Linked DNA regions of Homo sapiens: all the other regions are linked to region 3. Evidence: chromatin contacts called from ENCODE Hi-C or POLR2A ChIA-PET data. All regions are on one chromosome and are shown on one strand. The core of a region is the stretch at or near the end of the contact, and the rest is flanking DNA. Distances in the headings are between cores, read along the strand shown.

The links. Hi-C counts contacts between places; a loop is a spot of excess contacts on that map. ChIA-PET counts read pairs that join two places held with the same protein, here RNA polymerase II (POLR2A). Pooled maps may share reads with other maps.
Region 1: a map of CD8-positive, alpha-beta T cell shows a loop between it and region 3 (8-fold over the local background). The contact joins the enhancer-like site here to the promoter of MATR3 in region 3. A Hi-C loop is called at or near these places in 4 of 168 maps with a recorded cell type or tissue (CD4-positive, alpha-beta T cell, CD8-positive, alpha-beta T cell, naive thymus-derived CD4-positive, alpha-beta T cell and 1 more) and 5 of 50 pooled maps. POLR2A ChIA-PET finds 5 or more read pairs at or near these places in 3 of 52 experiments (activated B cell, activated CD4-positive, alpha-beta T cell and naive thymus-derived CD8-positive, alpha-beta T cell).
Region 2: a map of CD8-positive, alpha-beta T cell shows a loop between it and region 3 (2.7-fold over the local background). The contact joins the promoter of FAM53C here to the promoter of MATR3 in region 3. A Hi-C loop is called at or near these places in 3 of 168 maps with a recorded cell type or tissue (CD8-positive, alpha-beta T cell, chondrocyte and naive thymus-derived CD4-positive, alpha-beta T cell), 1 of 37 single-sample maps with no recorded cell type and 13 of 50 pooled maps. POLR2A ChIA-PET finds 5 or more read pairs at or near these places in 6 of 52 experiments (A673, AG04450, CD4-positive, alpha-beta T cell and 2 more).
Region 4: POLR2A ChIA-PET joins it to region 3 with 31 read pairs in OCI-LY7. The contact joins the enhancer-like site here to the promoter of MATR3 in region 3. POLR2A ChIA-PET finds 5 or more read pairs at or near these places in 2 of 52 experiments (H1 and OCI-LY7).
Region 5: a map of B cell shows a loop between it and region 3 (14-fold over the local background). The contact joins the promoter of MALINC1 here to the promoter of MATR3 in region 3. A Hi-C loop is called at or near these places in 5 of 168 maps with a recorded cell type or tissue (B cell, CD4-positive, alpha-beta memory T cell, CD8-positive, alpha-beta T cell and 1 more) and 13 of 50 pooled maps. POLR2A ChIA-PET finds 5 or more read pairs at or near these places in 4 of 52 experiments (CD4-positive, alpha-beta memory T cell, OCI-LY7, naive thymus-derived CD4-positive, alpha-beta T cell and 1 more).

What each region holds. Positions count from the first base shown.
Region 1 is chr5:139,845,241-139,850,626 of GRCh38, forward strand. It overlaps NRG2 (neuregulin 2), which reads right to left. Exons shown (of 10, transcript NM_004883.3): 10 at 1,541-3,457. The coding sequence ends at 2,677. Among named protein-coding and RNA genes, the nearest start is that of PSD2, 52 kb to the left of the region's middle. RefSeq lists silencers at 2,689-2,878, 3,009-3,428, 3,479-3,538. Within about 2 kb of position 3,006, at least 20 of the 41 ENCODE cell types and tissues checked have a DNase peak (open chromatin) inside an H3K27ac peak, as active enhancers do; they include CD8-positive, alpha-beta T cell, where a contact is called at or near this core.
Region 2 is chr5:138,334,970-138,340,199 of GRCh38, forward strand. It overlaps FAM53C (family with sequence similarity 53 member C), which reads left to right and starts at 3,297. Exons shown (of 5, transcript NM_016605.3): 1 at 3,297-3,338. It overlaps LOC100128966 (a long non-coding RNA gene), which reads left to right. Exons shown (of 4, transcript NR_146628.1): 3 at 416-516; 4 at 1,905-2,177. It also overlaps a transcript of CDC25C not described here. RefSeq lists enhancers at 2,447-2,526, 2,697-3,176 and silencers at 3,257-3,606, 3,657-3,746.
Region 3 is chr5:139,292,255-139,297,609 of GRCh38, forward strand. MATR3 (matrin 3) reads left to right here and starts at 1,486. Exons shown (of 15, transcript NM_018834.6): 1 at 1,486-1,551. It overlaps LOC124901081 (a long non-coding RNA gene), which reads right to left and starts at 1,303. Exons shown (of 4, transcript XR_007058956.1): 1 at 1,020-1,303. RefSeq lists enhancers at 1,558-2,261, 2,262-2,964.
Region 4 is chr5:138,721,844-138,726,847 of GRCh38, forward strand. No RefSeq gene overlaps it. Among named protein-coding and RNA genes, the nearest start is that of CTNNA1, 29 kb to the right of the region's middle. Within about 2 kb of position 3,493, at least 16 of the 41 ENCODE cell types and tissues checked have a DNase peak (open chromatin) inside an H3K27ac peak, as active enhancers do.
Region 5 is chr5:140,106,528-140,111,655 of GRCh38, forward strand. MALINC1 (mitosis associated long intergenic non-coding RNA 1) reads right to left here and starts at 1,485. Exons shown (of 4, transcript NR_102741.1): 1 at 882-1,485. LOC124900193 reads right to left here and starts at 2,742. Exons shown (of 4, transcript XM_047417990.1): 1 at 1,257-2,742. The coding sequence starts at 2,458. The coding sequence ends at 1,532. RefSeq lists enhancers at 585-684, 1,795-2,296 and silencers at 1,215-1,284, 1,315-1,374, 1,385-1,644.

The DNA.
Region 1 (5,386 bases), core at 1,756-4,255, 550 kb after region 3:
TCAACCGAGGGCCACATAGAGATTGGTGGGTTCATTGGGTGGCTTCTGACTCTAAAATTTAGAAAGCAACAGCAACCTAGAGCCCCCAGAAAGGTCACACGAGGACAATAAGCTGGACCACACAAAGGTCAATGGGTTCCCCAAGAGTTCATATGGAGTTAATTTGGGATCCTACAGAAGCCACAAGTCACAGAGAAGAATAACTGGCTCTCAGAGAATTTTAAAGTCAACTACGAAACCAGAGACAGCAGAGGGGCCTGGATGAGATCAACAGAAGGGGGCCGGGAGGGGCCAGTGAGTTGCAGGTTTATGCAGGATTGAGTTCATTATTTTCCTTTTTAAAATTTTTTGTAGCAGATACTTTTTCCCAGCACCCCCACAATAAATACAATAACTTTAATTTGTTCTTTATTTTTTTCCATCGACTCCCTCTCATCTAGTTTTTGTCACTCTGGCTGTGTGATACAAGGATGCAAGGCACAGGATATTGTCATCACCACCATCAAATCAGCCATGTAATAGGCATCTATCACGTGCCAGCATCAGCACTGGGTACTTTATAATCTCCACAGCAACCTTTTGGAATAGGTATTTACATCACCCATTTCCCAGCAAGGAAACTGTGGCCTAGAGACGTCACACAGCTAGGCGGCACAGAGCTGGAATTTGAACTTACGCCCTGTTGATGCCAAAGCCCTCTCAACCCGCAGCCTCTCTGTCCCTCCCACCTATAGGTCTCTGACTACACACATCCTAGTGGGATTCACACACACACACACACACACACACACACGTGTAGCCGAGTGTGCATGCCAACCACCTCAGCTGTTTGGGTGGAAGACGTCCGTGTGTCTGGCTGGAACCGAATAGTTCCGGGTGCTGGGCACTGGTTTACTAAATTAGTTGATGAGGGGAAAGGCTTTTGAACCTGGGCCTCCATCTGCCTTCTCCATACTGAAATCATGTACTCTCTCTCAGGTCTGCGGGTTTAGACAGGTCCTGGCTCTGAGGGGGTATAAAGTTGGGGAAAGAGCAACACCCTGTGGGCTTATGAACTGCAGCAGCTGTGGTCCTGGCAGCTGAGGGTACCACTGTTATGCCACTTTGCATGTTCAGACTTTGCCTGTGACGTGCCTCAGGGTCCAAGGGTCATCCTGCCTTGGCTGTGCTATTACCAACCCCACAACCCATCCCTCCTCAACCACCTAGGCCGGCAACTGTTGCCTCAGTCCGGCCCATAGATCCAGGGCAGGAACTGGGCCAGAGTTCCAACGCTGAGTTTGAAGCAGAGCAATTTGTGTCAGTCCCTTGGCCAGGTTCCCCAGCAGCCAGTGGGGACACCTTGTAAATATTCTTGGAAGCGGGAGGAGGGCTGGAGTCTGTCCTGTGAGCTGGGGCCGGAGAGACCGGAGACAGGGTCACTTCCTTCCAGGGACTGCCCTGGCCCCCTCCAACCTCCAGGCCAGCATCATCCACATCCACCATGGGACTTCGTGCTCTGAGTTCCCTCCTCATCTGAGGCTAGGCACACACAGTCAAACAGGAGTTATTTCTGATTTTATTTATAATATAAAAATGTTCAAGTGTCAACAGTCAGGTGTTCAGACATTTCAGGACAGGATTCCCATCTGTTTCTGTTTGGGATTTTTTTTTTTTTTAAACAATTACCTTTTTGACAAATTAGCAGTGGACCCAGTTTTTGGGGGTGGGAGGGCAGGACTGGAGACGAGTGGATGTCATAGGTGGGTTGGGGGCTAGGAGGCAGCCTGTGAGAAGGAAATGGTGTTACTTTATTGCTAAAAGGGGAATACACTGTCGAGTGGCTCTTCTCGGTCCCAGCGTGACCATGCATCCAATCTAAAGAATCTGAAATGCAAAGGACATGCAGGTGTAAAATAGAAAAGACGACCTGTAAACGAAGGTGCTGCAGAGGACGGAGGGGCGTCCTGGAGGCTGTGGGGGACAGGAGCCGCCAACATTGGGCCCCTGGCAGAGCTGCCACCTCCCTGGGCTCAGGCTCTTGGGGAAACGTTTCTCTGCCCCCCCTCCTTTAACAGCTGTGAGTAGCCAGGGCTTCCCCATTCGGGTAGCTGTGTCTTTATCTCCCCCTGGAAGTTACCCCAGCTCCAGCTCCAAGCCTAGGGTCCTGGCCCTCTCCTCCCAGGGGTCGGGAACTTCAGCTCTTGCCTGGGAGCAAAGCTACTTCCGTCCTCAGTTCTTCCTTAGGGCCAACCCCCCACCGCCCCCCACCCTCGCCCCCAACAGAACCCGCACCTCTTCTCTCCCAGCTGTCACTCTCAGCACCCCACAACCCAGACCTGTCCCCCGGAGCCCCAGATGAGCATACAGCAAAAGGCACCACAAAATAGGTTTCTATTAAAGAGTCAAAAAATTGGCCCATCTCTCTTTTTTTTTTGTTGTTTCTTTTTTTTTTCCGAAGCTGTAAATCAGGATGTTACATATAAATAGTTTCCCTATAAAAACGCCTTTGCCGTTAGCTAGTATTATAAGACAATTTTTGCTAAAATGAAAATAAAACATTTTGTTATACTTTTTTCCTTTTATAGAAAATAAAAATATTTTTATTTCTTTTTTCCTCCTTTCTCTCCAGTAGGCGGTCTCTGGTCTCCTTAAAGATAGTGGGGCGGGCGGGGCGGAGGGGCGCGCGGCGGGGCCCTAGAGTGGCGCCGAGTCCTGCTTGGCCCGCGGGGGCGGCCCGCGGCTGTGTCTGCTGCTGGCCCGCGTGCTGTGGCTGTCCAGTGAGTAGTAAGTCCTGCTGTCGGCCGCCGGGCACAGTGGCGGCGAGTCCGAGCGCAGCGCGTCGTGCGCCCCACGCAGGCCCAGGAAAGGTGTGCTCTCGGCCGCCAGCGCCCCGTCCGCGTCGTCCGCGTCGTCGTCCGACGCCGAGGCTGAGCCGCCGCCCGAGCCGCTGCTCAGCGACAGCGAGTCCCTCGCCGCCCGTGCGCGCTGCGCCGCCAGCCCGTTGAGGCGCGAGCGGCGCCAGCGCCGGGGCCCCGCCGACGTCCTGCGGGACGCACCGCGCGCGCGCGGCCGCGGCGGCGGCGGGGGCGCGCACTCCTGCGTGGTCTCGTACTCGTCGTCCTCGGGGATGCGGAAGGGGCTGGCAGGCAGGCTGCCCAGGCTGCCGCCGAGCGCGCAGGTCCCGCGCCGCGGTCCGGGCCCCGCCGCGGGGTAATAGTAGCTGTCATAGCTGCGCTGCATGTCTGCGCCGGGCCCGGGCCCGGGCCCGGGTCCGGGTCCCGGGCCGGGGGGCGCCGGGTGCCGCAGTAACGGCTGCTGCTCGGCCAGGCGGTAACTGATGGGCGCCGCCGGCGGCAGCGACACGGCGTGCGCCGAGTTGGGGGACGTGATCTCGAAAGTTGGCACCTGCGTGGCCAGCGAGTAGTGGAAGTCCACGGGCGAGAGGCGCGCGGGCGTGGTCAGGGCCGACACGTACCTGCGGGGAGAGGCAGAGGCATGGGCCAGGGCCAGGCCGGGCCGGCGCGGGGGAGGGGGGGTTGGGGGTGGGGTAGGGTGGGAGGGGCGGACCCAGACTTGCCTTAACCTTGCCCGAGACCCCGCCTGCAAGAATGACGGCAGCAACCCTCAGTGGCCTTATGCAATTTCCTAAACCTCTCCGAGCCTCGGTTTCCTTATCTGTTACGCGGGCATAACCATGGTGTTGATTCCATAGCTCTGTTGGGATGATTCCAGATTGTATCAGTGGGATGTGTTAGCCCTGTGCCTGACCCTGGTAAGCTTTCATGAATGGTCACTTGCTGTGGGAATGCTCACCGTCAGGGGGTCAGGCTCACGCTGGGGTACATGTTCCATCTGGTTTAATACCGCAGCTCTGTAAGACCCTTCCGCCAGTCCCATTCTACACGCAGGAAAGTAACACTCAGAACGTTTAATTCTACACGCAGGAAAGTAACACTCAGAACGTTTAAGTGACTTATTCAGGATTTACACAGCCAAGAAGTGGCAGAGCTGGGATGTGACTTGAGGCTAGTCAGGAACCAGGACTCATACTGCCCAATTCCAGAAGCCATTAGTCTCCATTCAGATACCCCTGTGACCTGGCCTCACTGCCCCACAGGGACAATTCCTCCCATGCCCTGATGGCTTCAGTGAGGGAAATATTCCTCCTTACAGTGAAGTCAAAACCTGCTTCAGGGGAGTACCAAGATCCCATGAGGTGTCTCTGCTTGTGGCTACAGACCCATCCCCACACCACCAGCTCCTTCAGAAGTCTGGCCTTGCTAATATCTCCCAGGCTGGATCCCGGGTACCTGTCCCCTTTTGTGCTCCACATCCCCCTTGTAAGCCCATCAGTCTTCTGCCCCACCGTTGTCACCTCAGGACAGGGGCCACCCACCTCCACGCTTCCCTTCCAAACTGCACAGCTGGGCATCTCACTGCTCTCTGGAACCAGCCTGGAGTCCCCATTATCATTTTTTCTGAATCGCCTGACTCCTCCCTCTTCCCTTTCCCACCGGCACATCTGATTAACCACCAAGTCCTACCCATTCCCTTCTCCGGAAGCACACTCTCCACCCCATCCTGGGCCCGACTGTTCACATGTGGTCATCTGGGTCCACCCCAGGGTCTCTCCTCCTTCACTCTATGCAGTTCCCAGAGCAATCTTGTAAAGTCACAGCTCTGCTGAAGCCGGTCTTCCTGTTTACCCACCCAGGGTCAGTCTGTCTGGCCTCAGCTTGCCTGTTCAGGCCCAGCTCCTCTGCTCCCTACAGCCCACTCTGTTCCAGGCACCTCACTCATCAGCCCTGTTCTTAAGTGCCTCTGTTGGAACAGCTCAAGTTGTTCCCCGTGCCTAGAATGCTTTTCTTCCTGCTCTCCTGCCTCTCCCCTTCCTACCACCCATTAAGGAGTCTCATTGCTGTGGTTACGATTCATAAATAGCTACACCTAGTGAGCATCAGCTCCATGCCAGGGATGAGACAAAGAGCTCTGTGCACATGATCTCAGGTGGCCTTCACTTGAACCATGCATAGTAGCTTTTGTTCTCCCTGTTCTACAGCTGAGGGAACAAGGTACAGAGGTGATCAGTCTGCCCCAAATCACACAGGTGGTGGAGCTGGGCTTAGAAAATCTGGCTACTTCCCAGAGCCTACAGTCAGACTGGGTCTCTCTGCCCTGGTGTGGTGTCATGTTTAGCACCTTCCATAGGCTGCTGTAAGCTTCCTTGGTTTGTTTCTGTGGCTAGGAGCTCCTCAGGAGCAGGAACCTGGCAGGCCACTTCTGGATTCCCAGCCAGGCCTGCCCAGCACAGGGCCTGGCATGGAGTAGGCTGAGTTGAGAGCAAGGGAATATCTGCTCCTCTCCCTGCTCCCTGGTGTGGAGTTTTTAGTACCACTCATCTTTC
Region 2 (5,230 bases), core at 2,047-4,546, 960 kb before region 3:
GCATTGATCCTATGTCATCCTTGGGGAATCCCTATCTAGGCTCCTGATTCACTGTGATAAGCAGTGAGCTGTGTTCCTTCACCTTGACCTCAGTCTGACTCATACATGTTGTTGCCAGGGCACAGTGACAGCCCGGGCTTCACCCTGAAACACCAAACAAGAACAGGAGGTACAGCCATCACTCCTGGGATGCCCAGATCAGGCAGTGGAGAAGAGCCCTGCATTCCTGGGATCCTCCCAGCCAGCCTCTGCAGGGCAGAGGGGCTGAGGGGTGTGTTTTCTATTCCTGGTTCTTTTTATGACTGGTAGGCTTAGCCCTACTTCTCCCCACTTTGCAGAGGTTTAGCTTTCACTGGGTGAAAAGGGAAGGTCTGAATCGAGTGCATGTTCCTCCAACTCGGCTGTTCCTTCCTAGGCAGGGAATGAAGAGTCTTAGAACCAATGGATTCCACTCCTTTGGATGACCTCCTGGATGACTGGCTCCAGGCCCTGGAGCCCTCAGAATATGGATGGAGAGTATCCTTTGCTGAAACCCACTGGAGCAGGGTCACAGATGGGGTTTGGCCCATGAGGGCATAATTAAGATGCAGTTCAAAGCAGTGGCTCAAGAACAAAAGACTAAAAAGGGGGCAGCAGGGAAAGAGCAGGACATGAGTAAAAAATCCTTGGGAACTAAAAGTGGAATAAGGAGATTTAATTATGGGTAGGAGTGTTGGGCTGCACTGGGAGGCCATTTTATAGATGACGAAAGGGGATGTAACCTTCCTTTGAAATGAGGCCTGAAACTTGACTTGCAGGGTTTTTTTTTTTGTTTTGTTTTTTTTGTTTTGTTTTGGGTCTCAGTTTCTTTCAATGTTTTGCAAATGAGCCAATGCCTACTTTTAACTCAACCATTTAATTCATAATAATTAAATTATTAATTTAATTAATAATAAAAAGGTGAACAGCTTAGTGGTGAAAAGCAAGGGCTTTTAGACTGCTTTTTGAGAGTACCTTTGCCTACCATGTGGGCAGTCACTTAACTTCTTGGGCTGTTTCATTTGTCAAAGAGAAGGTTTTGTTTCATTTGATGATTGTAAGAAAAAATGAGAATATATATCAAAGTATGTAGGTCAAGTGTGGTGGTTCACACCTGGAATCCCAGCACTTCGTTTTTTGTTCATTTGTTTTTTTTTTTTTTTGAGACAGAGTCTCATTCTGTTGCCCAGGCTGGAGTGCAGTGGCACAATCTCGGCTCACTGCAATCTCTGCCTCCCCGGTTCAAGCGATTCTCCTGCCTCAGCCTCCCGAGTAGCTGGGATTACAGATGGGCGCCACAATGCCCAGCTAATTTTTGTATTTTTTAGTAGAGACGGGGTTTCACTTTGTTGCCAGGCTGGTCTCGAACTCCTGACCTCAGGTGATCCGTCTGCCTCAGCCTCCCAAAGTGCTAGGATTACAGGTGTGAGACACCACGCCAATCCCAGCACTTTGTGAGGCCAAGATGGGAAGATTGTTTGAGGCCAGGAGTTTGAGACTACCCTGGGCAACATAGCAAGACGCCTCTCTCTACAAAAATAGAAATAAATATGCTGGGCATGGTGGCACACCCCTGTAGTTCTAGCTATTCAGGAGGCTGAGATGGAAAGGATTGCTTGAGCCCAGAAGTTCAAGGCTGCAGTGAGCTGTGATCGCCTCAGTGCACTCCAGCCTGAGCAACAGCAAGACCCTGTTTTTACAAAAAAAAAAAAATGTAGCATGGTGTCTGGTACATAAGAGCAATTATTGGAAACCATGTGTCCCCTACTTCATGGCCCCTAACTCTGCTCCTTTTGCCAAGGGGAAATAAGCAGTGCAAGGTAAATCTTTCCACCCCTATTTTCTCAGTTAGTACTGTACCTCATTTTTCCTCTACTCTTTTTCAGTTTGTAGACTTGGTGGCTCCTGCCTCCTCCCCTCCCTGGCTCAGTGAGGACGACCCCCGCCACTGGCTCTACTTTCCAGCTGATCACAGCTATTTACCTGTCCCAGTCTTGAGTAAGGCACAAAATATTTACAGAAAACAGATGTCTTTCAGAGGACTTGCTGCTAAGTGTAATAGTGAAGATTACTTGCATTACTGCTACTTTCCAATCAATTAAAAAAAAGAAATAGAAAACTTTGTATTACAAAGAGATCACAACACGAACGCATTGTTTAAAGCCTCTCCTTTATCCACTTTTTTGCTTGTCTCCCTAAACCATCTGTGATGCTAGCTGAGACTCGAATTTACATAAGAGCCAGAAACCATCAACCCAACCTCTTCACACACTAACGTCTACATTCAATCTCTTTAAAAAAGACTTAAATTTTGGCTCATGTGGGAGGTGGTGGTAGTGGTGGAGACTTAATAAAAGGTGGTTTTGTCTTCCTGAAGTGGAAATATAGCGCCGTCAACATCTTTTCCCCATCTGCCTGTTTCCTCCTTCCCTTTCTGTTTAAGGAAAGTCTAACCACCGCACTTCTCCCCACCTCCCCGCACCTCCCCCCAGGCAAACGCAAGCAACTGAACCGCCTATGATGTCATAATCACAATCCCATTACCTCATCCTGCTGGGGGGGAGGGGGCGGAGAGAGAAGAGAGGGAGTGAACAGCCCTGGGCTATCCTGAGCTTTACAAAGTGTTCTGGGTGAGGGCAAATTACAGAACCAAGTGGAAACGTCCCCGCAACCATTATAAGTCCTGGGTTTTTAAGGTTCAGGCCGATCCGGCAGCTGCAAGAGGGGCTCCTGGGACTCCGAGCAGGCCCTAATCCGCGCTTGGACCACACTTCCCAGCAGCCTTCACGCCGCGGACGGGTCCTTTGCTGGGGGAAGGGGGATTCCTTCGAAGAGGTGGTCGTGGAGGGCGGGGCAGCAGAGCAGGTGAGGGGCACTGTGGCTAATTGCGTGACGCGGCCCGAACCGAGTGGGAGGCTGCAGTTGGGCCGTTGGAGGGAGGGAGGGCAGGGGCGATGCCTTTGTTTACCTTCTTCCGACATGGCCTCCCCCGCGGGTTTCAAGATGTGCCTCCAACTGGGGCCGTCCACTTTCTGCGATATTTTGGAGGGGGTGACTCGTTAGTGAGGAAACCACCCCCATCCCTAAATCAAAGCGCCAGGCTCGTTCCCAACAGCGCTGTCCGAGAGACACTTTGAGAGAGACACGACACGGAGCTGCGCCCTCCATGGGTGGCTTGGGGGGATTCTGCGAGCCGGAGCTGTCCCCCTACTCTCCTCAGGGACTCGTTGGTTCGCGCCAGCGCCTTTTAAGGGCACCGTGGGGCGAACCGAGCGCTCAGAGCTGCTCCGGCCGCGGCCCTGGGAGCTGGAGGAACCGCGGTAGGTGGTGGAGGGCAGGTGGCGCTGGGGCCTCGGGGCGGGCACCTCAACCGTCCCTCCCTCCTTCCCTCTTTCCCCTCCCCCAGCCCGACCGCCCGCGCGGCCGGGCCTCGCTGGCCGCCTCTGCGGGGAGAGCACGGGACCCGGTGGGGGAGGGGGTGGCGGAGTGCTAAGTCCCAGACCCTCCCCATCCCCTGCGTCCTGAGTTCGCTTCCCGCGGCCAGATGATGGAACCTAGTGGGAAGAGGCGAACGACAGCCCCCCTGAGCGAGCCCTGGCGCACCCCCCCCCCCGCCCCGGGGACCAGCGGACGCCCCATGCCCCACCCCGCGGGGACAGGCAGGGCAACAGAGGGAGAGGTTGAAGATTGGAGGGGCCTAGCCTTTTGCTTCTTCATGGGGGTGGGGGGAGGGGTGTTCCCCACTTGTCACCCCTTTCCCCACCAGAACCATATGGAAGAAGAGCAGGCAGATCTCCACCTACCTGTTCATGCAGCTCCCTGCCTTCCTCATGTTTTTCTTCAGTCTCCCCAGGAGGTGTGGGGCTGGGACCTGAGGGGAAGGTCCCCAAAGGGTTTGTGACTCTCCTCCCTGTTGGCCTGACCTGATCCTACCTTGTCTTGGTACAGCACAACCTCAGCATCCCTGAAACAGGAGTGTCAGGGGTTACTGCCATCCAATAGGAGATGGGGTGGGGGTCTGATCTTTATTTTTGGGGGCTGCTGGTGGAGGGAAAGCCTGGACTGAGAGTTAGGTCTGGTGGGGTTGCTGAGAGGGCCTAGCGGCCTGCTGCTCTGTGAAGGGCTGAGCCCCGTGCCAGTTGTTAAACTGAGAAGTTTTAACTTGTTTAGTGAATATTCAGGGCTGTCTCTACCCTTCAGATACACAAAATGGAAGGGGAAGGAAGGCGGCAAGAGAGGGCTTCTTACACTTTTTTCAATGCCTGCTTGAGAAAGAGGAGGCCCCTCGCGGAGCTGGTTTGCCTTCTTTTGTGTCCTGGTTTGATTCCTTATGGCTTCCGTTCTGTTCCCCCTCGCAGCCTGGCCTGTTTTAGGAAACTCAGGCTGAGAGTATCAGTTGCGTGGTGGTAGTTGCATTGTTCCAATTACCACTGTGTGTGGCCACATCCCAACAATTAAAATGCAGAAAAACACAAATTCACTGTCTTGACTTGATCCTAGAGGTGGCTGGGAGTTTGCTGTTTGTCCAAATGCCTCATGAAAAGCTGGAGAGTTTGCTTCATTCCCTGCTCCTCATAGCTGGTTAGCCTGAGGCCTGGGGTCTCTAGGGTAAAATCCTGCACTTAGGTTCCCTCTCTGGTTGATCTTTGAGGGCAGCAGAGTTAAGAAACCAAGAGCAGAAGTGATATAAGCTTTAGCTTCTCCCGTAAGAATATAGGGGAAGCAGCTGAAGAGAGCTCCCCGGAAGCTAGAATTTTGTTCAGGGTGGTAATAATTATGCATGAAAATGATAGTTAACTGTAATGATGATTGACTTCTCTTGCACCTTTCTTCCAGAGAACTCCAGGTACATCCAGGTTTATCTCTTTGCTCTTCCTTGTGCCCTCCTTCTAAGGTGTGAGTGGGGTAGAGATAATTCCTCTTTTTTGTAGAGTGATCTGCCCCCAAGGTCACAGAAGGAAGAGCCCTCTTGGGCTTTTCTTAGTGTGCAGGTGAGGGAGGATGGTATTCAGCCAGAGAGATGGACCCTATTGCCTTCTTCATCTTATTGATTTCATTACTTCTGACATTCTGAGGCCTTGAAGATTCACAAACGGGAACGAGAAATGGTAGTCTGTGTGGACTCCTGATTTTTATAGGTCAGATGGTACATTTTGTACATTTTAATATGTTATATTGTTCCTGTGACAGGTTAAGATTATTCTGCCCACTT
Region 3 (5,355 bases), core at 236-2,735:
CCTCAAATCACATAACCTTTTAATGTCTCAGTTTTGTGATCTACCAAATGGTATCCCACAGTAGCCGCCTCTCAAGGTTATTGTAGGGTTATGTGTAAACTGCTTATTGCATTGCCCACCTTATAGAAAGCACTCCATATTATAATCATTAACTGTGCTGGAAAATTCCCAACTCTCCAGATGCGGAGTTCTGCAAGGATGGTTGGGGAGAGAGTTGCAGCCAGATTAGGTCTCCAAACAATTTACTTAAGCCTCTGAAGGCCGGAGCTCAAATCCCTCCAACCCGGGTACCTAACCAGTACCTCAGTCCCAAGAGTGTATTGCATTCAGTCAAATTCACCAAAAGGCGGCGGTGGTCTTTAGGAAGGAAAAGGCTCGCGGTCCTCCGCCTCAACGACCCTCCTGCACAGAATTCCTGATTTTAAAAACCAGCTGGCCACTTTGGGAGGCCGAGGCGGGCGGATCACAAGGTCAGGAGATCGAGAGCATCCTGGCTAACACGGTGAAACCCCCGCCTCTATTAAAAATGCAAAAAGAAATTAGCCAGGCGTCGTGGCGGGCGCCTGTAGTCCCAGCTACTCCGGAGGCTGAGGCAGGAGAATGGCGTGAACCCGGGAGGCGGAGTTTGCAGTGAGCCGAGATCGCGCCACTGCACTCCAGCCTGGGTGACAGAGTGAGACTCCGTCTCAAAACAAAAAACAAAACAAAAAAAACAGCTGGCTGGGCGTGTAGGCTCACGCCCTTAATCCAATGCTGAGAGGCGGAGGCGGGAGCACTGCTTGAGCCAAGGAGTTCCAGACCAGCCTAGGCAAAATAACGAGACACCATCTCTACGGAAAAAATAAAAATAAAAAAGTTAGCTGGCCATGGTGGTGCGAGCCTGTAGTCCCAGCTACTGGGGAGGCTGAGGTGGGAGGATCCCTTGAGGATAGGAGTTCGAGGCTGCAATGAGCCATGATAACGCCAGCGCACTCCAACCTGAGCAACACAGTTTATTTATGATAAATAAATAAACATACCTAAATAAAAACCAGCCAAAATGGTATCGTTTTCCCTTTGTGGCCCCAATATCTGGCGCTTTCCACCATTCCTTGGCAAACAGAACAACCAGAGAGCATAAAAGTCGAGTCTAAGCCAGGGACTCTCGCGAATCCCTTCTAAGGCATACCCTATTTAAACTTTGTATTATGCTATTCAGGAGGTTGACAAACAGCCTTTTCGGGAATGGGACTCGAACTCGTAAGCCACGTCTGTTCCTCCATTTCCCGCCTCAGCTGGATGACGGAGAGGGATCTCCGGGATTAAAGAACAACGACCGCAGGCGAGTGCACGAGCGAGGTGCGCGCGCTGAGTAGGGGGAGGGGCCTGGCGCGCGCCGAACCAGATCGAGGGGGTGGGGGCGAGCTCTCTCGCGAGAGTGGGTTTGTTCTTGGGCTGCAGCCGCTGCCGCCGCTTCTCGCCAGCGCCGTTGCTGCGGGGGATTGTGGGAGTCTCCGCGTCCCGCTCGCTGGGAGAGAGGTACCTCTCCTTTTCCCTCTCCCTTTCCCTAAGGTAGGCGTGAAGCGGGTAAGAGTCGGGGTCGGGTGGCTGGGGGTTCTCCGTGTCCGCCGGGAGGGGACAACGACGGCGACAGGGGCTGCGGGGAGCCGGCGGCGCGCCTTTCTTGCTCGCTCCCGCTCTGCCTCCCTCCGCGTTGCGTATGTGAGCCGCCTGATCGGCGGCCGCCATGTTAGGAGCGCAGTGGCGGCGCAACCAGCCTTCTAGGGCGGCGGAGGTGAGCGGTCCGGGAGGGAAACACGCGGCCGGCCAAGGGCCCAGGGTGCGGCGGGAGATTTTGGGTGAAGAGGTGCGCTGACCGGCCGAGCTTCCTGCGCGTCCTGGGCTCGTTGTGGGCGGGGGCGGGACGACTAGCCCGTTACACGCGGGCCGCGGCGCTGAGGGGGAGGGAGGAGCTCGCTCGAGGCCTGAGGGACAGACTGTACACTGGGGGCTTGCCGTTTGAGGAGGATGGTTAAGATATCTAAGTCCTTGGGTAGCGCCAGTGCCAAATAACCCGTTCGCCTTTTTTTCTCTGAAAATGTTCCCCCAAAATGGAGGATTTCGCAGACTCTGAAGAGCCTGCTTGTTTGAGCAGCGTTTCTTTCTTTTCCCGGTGTCTCGGCCTTCACGCCGCTCCTTGCCCATCGCCTCAGAGCGCCCCCTAAGACTCCCGGCCCACACGCGCGCGCGCGCGCGGCGTTAGCTGGACATCAGAAACAATTCCTCCCCGCCCCCCATCGCGTAAAAATGGCCGAAAAATGAAACGTTAACGCTTGTTTTTCGTACTGCGTCGTGGAACAAGCCGCCTGCAGTACAGTGCGAGGCGGGTGATTTGCACTTGTTTAGTCAAGTCACCTCACATCCTTTTTCTCTTTATCAAAATAGTATTAGTCCAGGTTCCTCCAGAGAGGATCGTGTGGTGTGGGACCTTCCGGTTTCCAGACAAAGGGTTTTGGAGTACCGTGGTGTAGTCGCCGCATCGTTCTTTGCATTTCGAGCTCTGTGCCATGTTCTGTGTTCGGCATTTACCGTGGATGAATATCCCCTAGGTGTTTATCCTGCTCTGTGGCCCTGTTCTGTGGAATATTCCTATTGGATCAGTTACAGTTTTTTAGCCAGATATTTCTAGAACGGTTATGGTGGTTCTGAAATGGCTAGTCTTTCGGGCGCGCTGGAATAATGTGAAGAATCGTTGATTTCGTAGGTAGGGGTCACGAGATTTTGTATTGGTACTGCGTTCTGTGTTTTAAACCTTGGCTTAAGATTTCTGAATAGTCGGTAAAATACATTTTTCTCCCAGGGAAATCTAAACAGTTGACTATGCGGACAAAAATGATGTTTCAGGCTATTTTAATAAATGTTTAAAATTTCCCTTTAAAAACATTTCTTTACTAATGGCTCAGTCATCTACGCAGTCTATCGACGTTTTTCACAGTATTGTTTTAAAAATCAAGAAAGGCTTGACATTTTCGTTGCAAAAACGCTCTGGATGATGCCTTTTCCACTTAAATAGAATGTTTTTGCAAACTCGAAATTAAACAACATTAAAATACTGCATGAAGTTTCTTGGTTATGTAAGATTTGGAAAAGATCATTTAGCCAGATGTGTGTTGAAGTGCTTTAAATTTGTATTTCTTCCTTTGCACTTAACAGTATATACTTAGAACATTACTTTGTACTTTACCCAGAGAAGTTTCGCTTTATCATCTTTATATATTTTTCAGCCGTGTACAGCTTTTATATCACATTTTGAACTAACTTGGAAGGATTTAACTACCCTTGATCTGTGCATTTGTTTTAGTCTTTAAACATACTAATTTTTTTACTAATGCTTTTAGAGTTTGTAAACGCTAATATTACAAGTCAGTTAATGGTTTTTACTGAGGAGTGCAACGGTGGTGTCGTATTTTAGGAGCATCACGTAGTTCAAATCCCTAATTTTATAGAAGAGAAGGTTAAAGCCCAGATAGGTCGTGACCAGTTGCAAATAGTAGCAGTGCTGTCAGTGTGGTCTACAGAGGTCTTGGATCTTTTTTTTCTCTGAAACAGGATCGCTCTGTTGCCCAGACTGGAGTGCAGTGGTATGATCAGTGGCTCACGGCTCACAGCAGCCTCGACCTCCCAGGCTTAAGTAATCCTCCCACCTCAGCCTCCTGGGTAGCTGAGATCACAGGCGCGCGCCACCACACCAAGCTAATTTTTTGATCGTCTGTAGAGACGTGTTCTCACAATATGGCCCAGGCTGGTGTTGAACTCTCGGAGCTCTTAGATGTTGATTCAGACTCCTTCATAGTATAATAGGCTTAAAATGGAAAGACTGTGCGTACAGGAATTTATCCTAAGGAAGTAATGTGTCAGATTTGCGTATATAAATTTAATATCAGTTATTAAGAATTTTTTTTAAAATTAAATATTCAAGTTTTGGGAATCTGCTAATTCTGTTGTGAAAGTGGAAATCTATACAGCCACTTAAAACAGTATCGTAGGTGAAGAGTATGATGGGAAAATGGTAACGGTATACAGTTTTAACTGGAAAGGAAAATGTTGGAAAACTGCTAATGTCGTTTGATTGTTTTTTAAACGACAATGTAAACATGAAAATAGAGATATACCCCAAAATGTTTGCTCAGATGTTGGCATTGTTTACTCCCTGATGTTTTTCTGAATTTACCACGAGAAATAACATCAACTTTTGTAATGAGAGAAAAAAATGAAAAACATATTTTGTAAATACTGTAACTGCTTAAAATATTAGAGTCCTCTGTATTTTTAAGCGAAATTGGCATAGACAAACTAGCTGCTTCAAGTCTGAAGTGAAAAGTACTGAGAAGTGACAGAAAGTAGTGCTTGTGTAACATTTTGGATATTGGGTATAAGCAAACACAGGAATCAGAATATTCTTAGGCAAAAATGTTAAAATCATTATTATTGGAAATAGTACTAATTAGCTTACAATATGAATTGCAGCCAAAGAATTGAATAATGGTTAGATGTTCTTAGAACATCTTTTTGTTAGGGATACTTGATTTTATATATCTCCTTTAGTTAGAATTACAGTACAGCTATCCCACACTTCTGGCAACAGGTTCTAAAAGTGGATGATTGCGGCCAGTGGCCCGTGATCCCAGCACATTAGGAGGCCAAGGCGGGCGGATCATCTGAGGTAAAGAGTTCTGAGACCAGCTTGCCCAACATGGCGAAACCCCATTTCTACTAAAAATTACAAAAATTAGCCGGGCGTGGTGGCAGGCACCTGTAATGTAATCCCAGCTACTTGGGAGGGTGAGGGAGGAGAAATCACTTGAACCCAGGAGGCGGAGGTAGCAGTTAGCCGAGGTGGCGCCACTGCATTCCAGCCTGGGCAACAGAGCGGGACTCCATCTCAAAAAAAAGTAAAGTGGATGATTGACTTAACATTTGGGATGGACAGTGCTAAGTTTGTTGGGATGGATTGGAAGGGTTATAGGCTGGGAGTGTAGTTTTGCCATTTTCTGTATATGTGGTTGGTTATTCTAAGGCACAACGCTGTCCAAGAAATAAAGTGCTGTAATTTATAATTATTAGCTATGTAGCAAACCTTTCTCATTGGATCATTAGGATTAAGGGCTCTGAAGTTCTTGATAAAAGTTTATGTGTAGAAAATTTAATGGATAATTAAAAGTAAAACAGAAAACAAGCCTATGGGTTGAGTTTTAGATATGTACCTTTAAAGGGGTTTTATGTGTAATTTAAAAAATTGAGTATAAGTGTTAGGTTTTAACGCATTTCTATTATAATCCTATTTGTAATACAGTAAAAGTTACATGATAAAGTGCT
Region 4 (5,004 bases), core at 2,243-4,742, 570 kb before region 3:
GGAGGATAGGTGGCCCTAGGCTCCTCCTCCGAATGCTTACTGGTTCAGAGAAGGGCAGCCTTCCTGTGATCTCTACCCCATCTCTCTCTTCTCCATCCCTGATGGGCTGTAGACTCTCTGAGGACAGGGACTGTGTGACTGTGTCTGTCTTATTAACTACTGTTCCCCTAGGGCTGGTCCATGCCTGGTATATAGTAAAGCCCTCAATACATGTTGGTTGATTCGTGAGGTGCGTAGGAAAGACAGAAGTAGATGAGATAGAAACAGTAAATCGGATTAAGGTATTGAGTTCCAGGCTCAGGGCTTGGACTTTGTATCCTGGATGACAGGAAGGCATTGGGCGGGGGCCCCCTTAGACCCTGGATAAGAGCTGGCTGTTGCTCTTCCTCTGCCTGCAACATTCTCCCTTTAGATCTACTGTCCATCATTCAAGGAGGGTTACTGACAGAACAACATCTTGGAGGAAGTAGGATGTGTGTGTCTGTGTGTGCAAAAGCTCACGTGGAAGGGAAAGGTTCCAAGCTCAAAGCAAAGGAAAAAGAAATGGGGGGAGATGTGAAGGCATTTTGAGATGGGGAGGAGGGACATTTGAGGGCAACAGGGACAAGAGAAAGGAGAGAGGGTAAGGAATATTTGTGCTTATCTACCGGGAGTAATGAGGAAAAGGGGAGATAGCTTAGTGAGGGACTGTTTAGCTTCAAGGGATAGAAACCCACTCAAACTGGCTCAAGTTAAAGGGTGCAAGTTGGAAGGCTACAGGGGTTTGTAGCAGATGTTGTTGCCTCACTTAAATCTTCTTAGTCCTCACCTCTCTACCCAGAGACTGATCACGCAAACACCTGGGGCGCTGCCTGAGGGCTTTGTTCTGGCCACAGGAACACACCTGGCCTCTCTACAAAGGGAAAGTAGGGAGTGCCAGTGAGTGAATGGCTCAGCTCAAGAAGCAGCTTCCAATCAATGACAGAAGTGTATGTGTGTGCATACACACGTTGTTGGTGGGGGGTGAGGGGTGTTGGTGTTGGTGGATAAATGCCCCAGCTTCCTCACCCCTCAGTTGCTCAGTTGGGATAGCCCTGATGCATGTTCCTCATTGTCTTCTAGGGCCCCCACCCCCAGCAGTCCTTGCAGTGAGTTAATATACACCACTTAGTGGTTTCCTTCTCTTTTATTTTTTTATTTTTTGAGACAAGGTCTCGCTCTGTCACCCAGGCTGGAGTACAATGGCGCGATCTCGGCTCACTGCAACCCCCGCCTCCCAGGCTGAAGCAATTCTCCTACCTCAGCCTCTCGAGTAGCTGGGACTATAGGCGCATGCCACTGTGCCTGGCTAATTGTTTGTATTTTTAGTAGAGATTGGGTTTCACCATGTTGCCCAGGCTGGTGTTGAACTCCTGACCTCAGGCTACCTGCCCGCCTTGGCCTCCCAAAGTGCTGGGATTACAGGTGTGAGCCACGCGCCTGGCCCAACATTTGGATAAGAAAGAGAAGAGCATTCCGGTTAGTGAGAACAGTACATAGCCCGACCTGCCCTTCTCTTTTTATTTCTTACTTCCTCACTCCCCTACCAATGTTTCCTGGAATCACCTCCTAAATAAACTATTTGCACTTGAACCCCTGTTTCAGGATACCCCAAACCAAGACAGATGTCTCACAAAACACAAGCAGAGATGTCAGTCTTCAGGCCTCGCATGGAGAAGATGAAAGAGAGGGGTGGCTTTTCCAAAGCCCAGCGTCAGCACGAAGCTTCCACGAGATGATTTTCCCTCTTATTTTGAAGTCCTGGTGAGTCCCTCTCTTCTCTCCATTTTAACAAAATCTGCTTTCTAATTGCCCAGTTTGGTATATGCTATGGTCCCCACTTTGTCATCAACGCTCCTGAACTCATCTTATGCCCGATGTACCCGAAAGCACTTCATAAACTGTAAAGTGCTGAACAAATGGAGCAGGTGAGAAAGAGGGGGAGAAGAAGAAAAAGAAGGGAAGAAGAAAGAGACAGGAAGAAGAAGAAAAACAAGTGGAAGGAAGATGGAAGGCTAAAAAGCAGAAATATAGTGCAGAGTCAGATGAAGAAAGCCAGGGCAGGCAGGGGAGGCAGGTTGAAGAAAATGGCCAGCACTTTTGTAGGAAGCCAGTGTTGAAAACAGGCCTGTGAGGCCAGGCACGGTGGCTCATGCCTGAAATCCTAGCAATTTGGGAGGCCAAGGCTGGTGGACCACCTGAGGTCAGGAGTTCGAGACCAGACTGGCCAACATGAGGAAACCCCGTCTCTACTAAAAATACAAAAATTAACTGGGCAAGCCAGGTGCGGTGGCTCATGCCTGTAATCCCAGCACTTTGGGAGGCCGAGGCACGTGGATCACAAGGTCAGGAGTTTGAGATGAGCCTGGCCAACACAGTGAAACCCAGTCTCTACTAAAAATACAAAAATTGGCTGGGCGTGGTGGCGCGCGCCTGTAGTCCCAGCTGATCGGGAGGCTGAGGCAGGAGAATCATCTGAACCCGGGAGGCAGAGGTTGCAGTGAACCAAGATGGTGCCACTGCACTCCAGCCTGGGTGACAACAGCAAAACTCTATCTCAAAAAAAAAGAAGGCAGGCCTGTGAAAAGCAGATGCGGGGCTCTGCTTGGAGCCAGTTCTTCAGCTCTCCTTGACTTCATTTGAAGTAAGCCCTTCCACTAGGCTGGTATATGGCAGACTGGAGTAGCAGAGATGATGCCCAGATGCCCACAACTCTCCTGGGCGTTGTGCAAGAGCATTGTTTCTTCATTTCCCTCTTTTGTTTCTGTATCCACTGGCAACTGGCAGGGACAGGCACTGACAGTCTGGCTCAGAGGGCCCGCAGGGCTGAGACATGTGCTCTCCTGGGTATGTGGTTCTCAGAGCACTTGGACACCCCTAGCAACCCTCCCACCTCCCATTATAGAACACCAGACACACAAGATCTGATTTCTTCAGGGCTGAAATACTGGATGTGGGTACAGTAGGTGAGAGCCGGCTGGGGGTATGGTGAGGGTGGCCTTGAATTGAAATGTCAGCAAGGCCAACCTTGCCTTCTGGGCTTTCTGGGGAGATAAGGCCAGGACTGCAAATGTGATCAGCCAAAGAATGCAGGGTTGGCTGGGGACAAAAGTGCCCCCCGGCCCTTTCCCCAAGAGGAGACTTTGTGCTTCCCGCCTTCCAGGAATCCTCCAGTCAGGGGAGCTGGACCTGAGGAAAAAGGTGGGGTTTGCTGTTCCTGCAGGTTGGGAGGCAGAGTCACAAAAGAAACAAGCCTGGGGAGAGAGGGAAAAGGGTCCAAACCACAGAGCAAGACCATGTTAGTGTGGGGAGCGCATCTTTGTTGCATTCATTCACGTGTGCATGCATTCATAACTTCATTTACTAGCTGGCACGCAAGAAATGCCTACAAGGTGCCAGACCCTCTGCCAAGTTCTGAGCCTGCCCAGATGCACAGAGCTTCCTGACTTGGTGTCAGATTGCTGCCCTGGGGATAGCTGGGCCTCCTGCTGTGGTGAAACCAGTTTTTCTATTCTCTGAGGGGCAAATTACTATTGCTTAGGCACAGGAGGTGCTCCCTCTGGAGGAGAGTGAGCTTACAGGGTAGGCGGCCTGGGGAGAAGGTGTGGCTCACTTTTCACGCTCAGTCCCCACATTCCCCTGTGCCAGGGAGGGTGTTCCTTTTTACTTGGGTGATCTGCCTTAGAGCTTCTGCAGTTCTCCACTCCACAGAATGGGAGGGACTTGCAGGATGACGCAGTCCGCCCACCTTCCATCCTTTCTCTTTCCTTTCCTTCCAGTATTTACTGAATGTCTGCCGAGACCCTGGCACGTTACTAGGTGCCTGCCTTGAAGCCATTTAGGAGAAATGGCGTTCTCCAAACAAAAGTATTCCGTTGCCATTCACGTTTCTCTCTCTCCCCCTCTCTGGCCACATGGAGCTGGGCAGAGGTGTTTTTTTTTCCTTTTCTCTTTTTCTCTGTCTCTGCTTGTTTCTCTGAGAAGATAAAAGCTGGCCTTTGGCTCCCCGCTAGGGGACAGGCCCATTACAGCCCTCTGTTCCTTTCCCTGCTTTCTCTGACACTGTGAGGCTGAGACACAGTGAGTCCTGCTCAGCTGGGCCTGTGTTCATCCCATTAGCATTGTGGCCACTTCAGGGCCTCTGGGATTGAGTTCTCTGGAGCCAGAACAGTTTCATAACCCCTAGAGGAGGCCAAAGTCGTCCCAGCCTTCTGGGTCCAAAGGTTCTCTCCCATGTGGCTCCTGCCTCAATAACCTACCTCCATTTTTTTTTTTTAGTTTGTTTCTGCCTCAGGCACATTTTCTCTGTAATTTTTGGAACCCAAATATAAGGGAAATCTCATTTGCTCCGTTCTGACTCATTTACAATTAAATACACTTGTTCCCATCTGTGTCTGTATACATCTGCATATATTTGCTAAAGCATCGCCCTTAATTTTGGAAAATGAGGCGGCTGGTGTTATTTTTATCCTGACTGCCAAGTTGGCTGAGAAGACCAGTGGGTGTTCACCCACCCAGTGACGACCCCTGGCCAGGCCTGTGCCTGAGGGAGGTGGTGACATTTCTCCCATGCATAGAACATGCAGACCCCTGGACAGTTGTGGCCTTCGTGATTGCTGTCTTTAGGGGTCCAGTTACCATGACTAGGCGTGTTCCTGTCCATCTCGGTGCCGAGGCTTCACTGACCACAGAGATGGGCCATGACTCTCTTGTCTTTTTTACACAGTTTCAATCTGTCACCTAGGCTGGAGTACAGTGGCACAATCATGGCTCCCTGTAGCTTCAAACTCCTGAGCTCAAACAATCCTCCTGCCTTAGCCTCCCAAGTAGCTAGAACCACAGGCATGCACCAGCATGGCTGGCTAATTTTTAAATTTTTTGTAGAGACAGAGTCTCACTATGTTGCCCAGGCTAGTCTTGAACTCCTGGCCTCAAGCAATCCTCCCACCTTGGCCTCCCAAAGCACTGGGATTCCAGGCATAAGCT
Region 5 (5,128 bases), core at 235-2,734, 810 kb after region 3:
AATAAAGCAGGCAATAATAGACCTTAGAGTTTTCCCTTTATCAGTGATAGACTCCTCACAATGCTGAACAACTGACTTACATTTTGATAACTAAATTTTCATCTGTAAAATGGGAGTAATTATACCTTAGTCCTACTTGCCTCGCAGGCTCAACTAGATATGCTTCTGGGAAAGATTCTCTAACAAGTGAGTTTAAAAGTCTACCACTGCCTAACAAAGAGGGATTTTGTGGTATATTTGCAAAGTAACTTCAAAACAAAATAGTTAAATAGGTTGAGGCAATGATTAAGTTTTCCTAAATCACAGTTTGACTTCTCGGAGGTCTATTTAAATAATGATAAAGATGATAAATGCAGTTTTTATTTTGCTGCAGTTATTAGCTGATCCACGTTCCATCTACGTATTCAGTGTTGCAGGATGGAGACGTGACAGCGTAGAAAGCGAGCAAAAGCGTTACCGTGCACCAAAAATCTTGTCAAACTTGATACGATTTCAAGAAGACTGTCTTAAAGGACATTTTATAATTTCACATTTAGCCCTTGCATAGCATTTTATGAAAATTAACTTTTACCCTTTCCCCCTCGGCCCAAGGAAGTCGCATTCCCTCAAAGGGGCCCGGCTTCAACATATTACACTGCGTGGGAGGCTGGGCAGCAACCCCACGCTTCCTGTCAAGGATTCCTGGGGCCAGAGCCTGAAAAGTGCTCTAGCCACTCTTCTCTATGCTAATTCTGTCCTTCCGACCCCTCTTGGCGGGTGTCTGAGGGCCAAGGTGAGACTTTCCCCGGAGATGAAAGGCCTATTGCCTCTTCAGAGACCCGGGCGGAGTTGGGGCGGGGGTGCCGCGTGATAGGGTGGTAGCAGAAGTCGCAACGACGCACAGGGCCCTAAGTTGGAGCTGGCGCAGGCCCTTCAGGGTTCTATCCCCGCCAGAGCCTGGCTTCGGCCTTCAGAAGCCAAACGAGTAATAGGTCCTTCTGGGGCGCTGTGGGCGGTGGGTGGAGGAAGTGTGGGCGGAGAGGCCACAGACATCCCCCTCCTCAGACGCGCCCCAAGGCCTGGCCCGCGGAATGTTGACGCGCCAGGAGCCGATAGGGCGCGCTCACGCGCGAGAAGGGGGCGGAAAGAGCGCGCTCGGCGGCCGCCGCGGCGGCAGCTAAAACGGAGGGACGCGAGAGCGAAGGGCGCGAGCCACGGAGTTGGGAGGAGGGGTGGGGAACGCGGAGCGCGCGCTGACGTCGCCTGGAGTCACGCACGGAGCGCCGGGTTACGCGCCGACGTCTGGCTGCCACGACTTGCCGTCTGCGGCGGCGGCGGCGGCGGCGAGCGGATCCCGCAGGGGAAGGAGGAGGAGGAGGGAGAGCCAAGGGGGCTGTGAGTGAGCGGGAGAAGCAGGGTGTGAGCCGGACTTGCCCATGGGAGGGAGAGCGAGCGAGAGCCGAGCCAGCCATCCGAGCCGCCTCCTCCTCCTCCCCTCGGCGTCCCGCCCCCGCCCGCCAGCCCGCCCTCCTTCCTCCTCAGCCCGCAGAGCCTAAGTGAGGCGCAGCTCGGCTAGCGCCGCTGTCCAGGACAGGTGTGCGCGCGCGCGCCCTCCTCCCCTCCCCCCTTCCTCGCGCCTGTCTCGCGCGCGCCCTCCCTCCCGCCAGCCTGCGCCCTCCCTCACCTGCGGCAGGACAGCGCCCGCCCGCCCGGGTAAGCCCCTCGCGACCTTCCCTGCTGCCACTGCCACAGCTCCAGGTGACGCTCGCCCCGTCCCCTTTACTTGCTCTCTCAGCCCAGGAATAATTATAGTACCATTGCAGACATCCCCGCACCCTCCCTCTTGGAGACCCAGGCGGTGCAGCAACGTTCTCTCCCACCCCCCGCAGCGAGAAACGAATGAACCCCCTCCTACTTTCAAAAGAGAACAAAATAACACGCCCCTTAAGAAAAGAGGCGATCCTACCTCCGCAGGCGCTGGAGACCACCAGTGATGCGTTTGCTTAGCAATCCCTGAGCCCCATTTCCCCTGGCCGCCTTCGCCCTGGGGCCTGGGACTGTGCGCTAGACGTGGCTGACACTCCCTGCACGGCAACCCTGGAAGGAGGGAGAGGAAGGAGAGTTCTATAACCCAGGCTTCACTGCCAACCCCTCCTCTGTTCGGTTCCCCCCACCCCACTACCACCAAATGCATACACCCGCCCAGGATGCGTTGTAAAAACAAAACAAAACCAGGAAAAAAAAAAAAAAAACCTTTGGTGCTGACATCGCAGATGAAGCCGGGCCCAAAGATGGGTGGCCCGAACAAGGCATTTTTACTGCCCCACAGCGCTGGGTCAGCTCCACAGCTCCTCTGCCTTTGTCCGAGGGCAAAAGGAACGGATGTGAAGCTGAGGGGTCTTCTCTGTGAGCGGCGGTGGGCCCCGGAGGCGGGCTGTGATGTTTGTAGGGGAAGGCACCCAACCAATATATCTGCCATAAACCTGAACTTGGGTTGGAGAGCCCCCAGAGACTGGCTGGGGTAACTGGTTCGTAGCTGTCTACCCCGGAATAAATGCCACCTTCTTTTCCGCGGTGTCTGCGGGACCCTCTGTTGGGGGTTCTAATTCGTTTTGGCCTGGGCTCCTTACATTTCTGTCCGGCCAGGCGCTTTTGGACAGCTTTTCGCAGCGGTGTCTAAGCTTGTGTTCGGTGTCCTTGGAAGGGAGGTCCCAGAGCTTTACAATAGGCTGGATTTGGTTTGACATCTTTTGGTGGACTGTCAAAGGGGAAAGGAAATTTTTGGATTACTTCAAGATCCCCCACCGCCCCCGCCCAACTGACGTTTGCGAATTGCGGCTTTGGAAATTGGAGTGTTGACTAGAGTGTGGAGAGAGAGTTGCTGATTTCATTGCTTTGAGTACTAGTAAAACCATTTAAGTATCAGCCGGAAGGGAGACAGCTATTGACATTTACATCGGTTCTGTTTGGACCTTTGGGGTACATAAAATGTCGGGTTCTCTGAATTTTTTATCGAATTTAGAATGTCTGCTACATTTATTTAACTTCTGCAAATGCTTAAAATGAAAACATTTTGGAAATGCGAGGATTTTTATCAAGTGGATTGTTCTCTTCATATATTAAATGTTTACTTCATATCTTTAATCCGAAACATTAAAATAGCATTGAAGAGGCATGATTTTCAAGATTAAGTGAGCTATGGAAAAGGAATACGCTTTTAAAGAACGATCTGGGAAATGCTGTTACTATTAGTCATTGTTGTTGTTAAATGTTAAGATTTATTTGAGAGTTTCTCAATTTTTTTGGTAGACAGTCATGAGAAGAAATGGCTAATTCCTCCACTTTGAACATTTACAGTACAACATCCCAGTTAGTTTTAATGATTTGGGTATTGAAGATAGTTGTCTGGTTTAAGACTGGTATTTAATCTAAGTATCACTTGAAAACACAAGCTCTAATGTTCTTTATTTTGGAAATTTGTGATTTTGTAAAATATTAATCAACATATTGTTTCTATTAGGAACTCTATAATCAGAAGGGTTTACTACCCAGAGGTAGACAACCTCTTTCCAAGTCTATTTTATAAATGTGTGTTGATTTTTACTTTATAAAACCAAAACTGAATTAGATTATTTCAGAATCACCTGTAGTCAGGCTGAAGAAAATTAAAGCTTTTTTCTTTTTTGTTCTGCCTAATGTGTATTTCTTTGCGCACAATTTTTTGTTGGTAAGAGTTTGTTAAATACATAGAGACAGTGGGATTAAAAATAAAGCAGTCTCTATTCTCTTTAAAATGTGTCTGTTGTATTAATAATAAAAGGGCTCAAGAAATCTAGAGACATTATGTCTTTGTAAGCATATTGTGAGGAGAAAGGAAATGTTTACTTTTTGATGTTTTTCATTAACATGGATTTTTGCTGCATATTAATTTGCTGTATATTTCGTTTTCCCTTTGTCTTTCCTACATTCTAATGAAATTATACATTTAGTTTTACAACTATTTGTTTTACATTAACAAATTCAAACAGCTGGATACTAGAACAGACTTCATTCACCAAGTTAGTATATTGTTTAGATTATTAACAAATGGTTAGAAGTCTTAAAATCCACTTATTTTCTAATGACTTTTCAGTGTTACAATGCAAATATAACTGTGAAGTTTTATTTAAAGTTTAAACTTTTTGTTTTAAGACTTCTGGAAGTTTATATTCATTTCTCCCAGATTGCCTTTTAAGGCTACTGTACACTATAGCCCAAAGAAAGCTGCCTTTCACCTCCTTAGTCTGAGAAAAAGCCCACACTTAAAGGCTTATTCTGAAATTAACTCTCGTTTCAGTAGTGAAAATATGCTAAAAATCCTATTTATCATTGAATTATTTTGGAAAGGCATTGTTAATCTTGTTTGCTTTTTAGATACACATATAAAGTAGAGAAGCTGGCAAATAAGGGCAAAAGTTTTATACATATATAATGAATAGCATAAAACAAGTACATATTTATGTGGAGAGATCTAGGTCCCAGTAATTTGCTGATTTGACCTTAAAATTCCCAGTTTAAGTGTACAAATGAGATTCAACTTGTGTTCTGTCTGGAAACTTCATCAGTTGCCTCTGCGCTGGGTAACTAAGAAGTCAGTTCTTGGTGGCAGTCACTTTTTCAGAAAAACAGGGCACTTCCAAACTCAAATCATTCGGAATCCCTGTATATAGACGTCTAGGACGGAGGGCAAGAAAATTTAGACTGCAAGTCGGGATAGGAAGGCGGGAAGTTGGGATACGAAGGCGGGAAGTTGGGATAGGAAGGCGGGGCAGTTTCGAGTCTTAGTCTTCTGTCCTGGGGGCAGCAATCAGCACGGAAGAAAGGCAGGGACTGGCAGGGGGGGTGGGTGGGGCCCTCATCGTATTCTCATTGGCCTTGTTGCTGCCTTGAGTTTTCATTAGGGAGCAGGGGCTTGGTTTGACGCAAGGTAAACTCTTGAGGAAGAGCAGCAGCCCTTCTAGATCGGATTGTACCAGATCTTAGCCTCAGTTTACAAGTGAAACATAATGTCCCACTCCATTCTCTGTGGAGAGCCTGCTACTGAGCCTTTTTGTCCCTGGAGGCGCTGGGGTCTATCCAGAGTCCTGATTGCTACTGTTCGAGCCTGGAG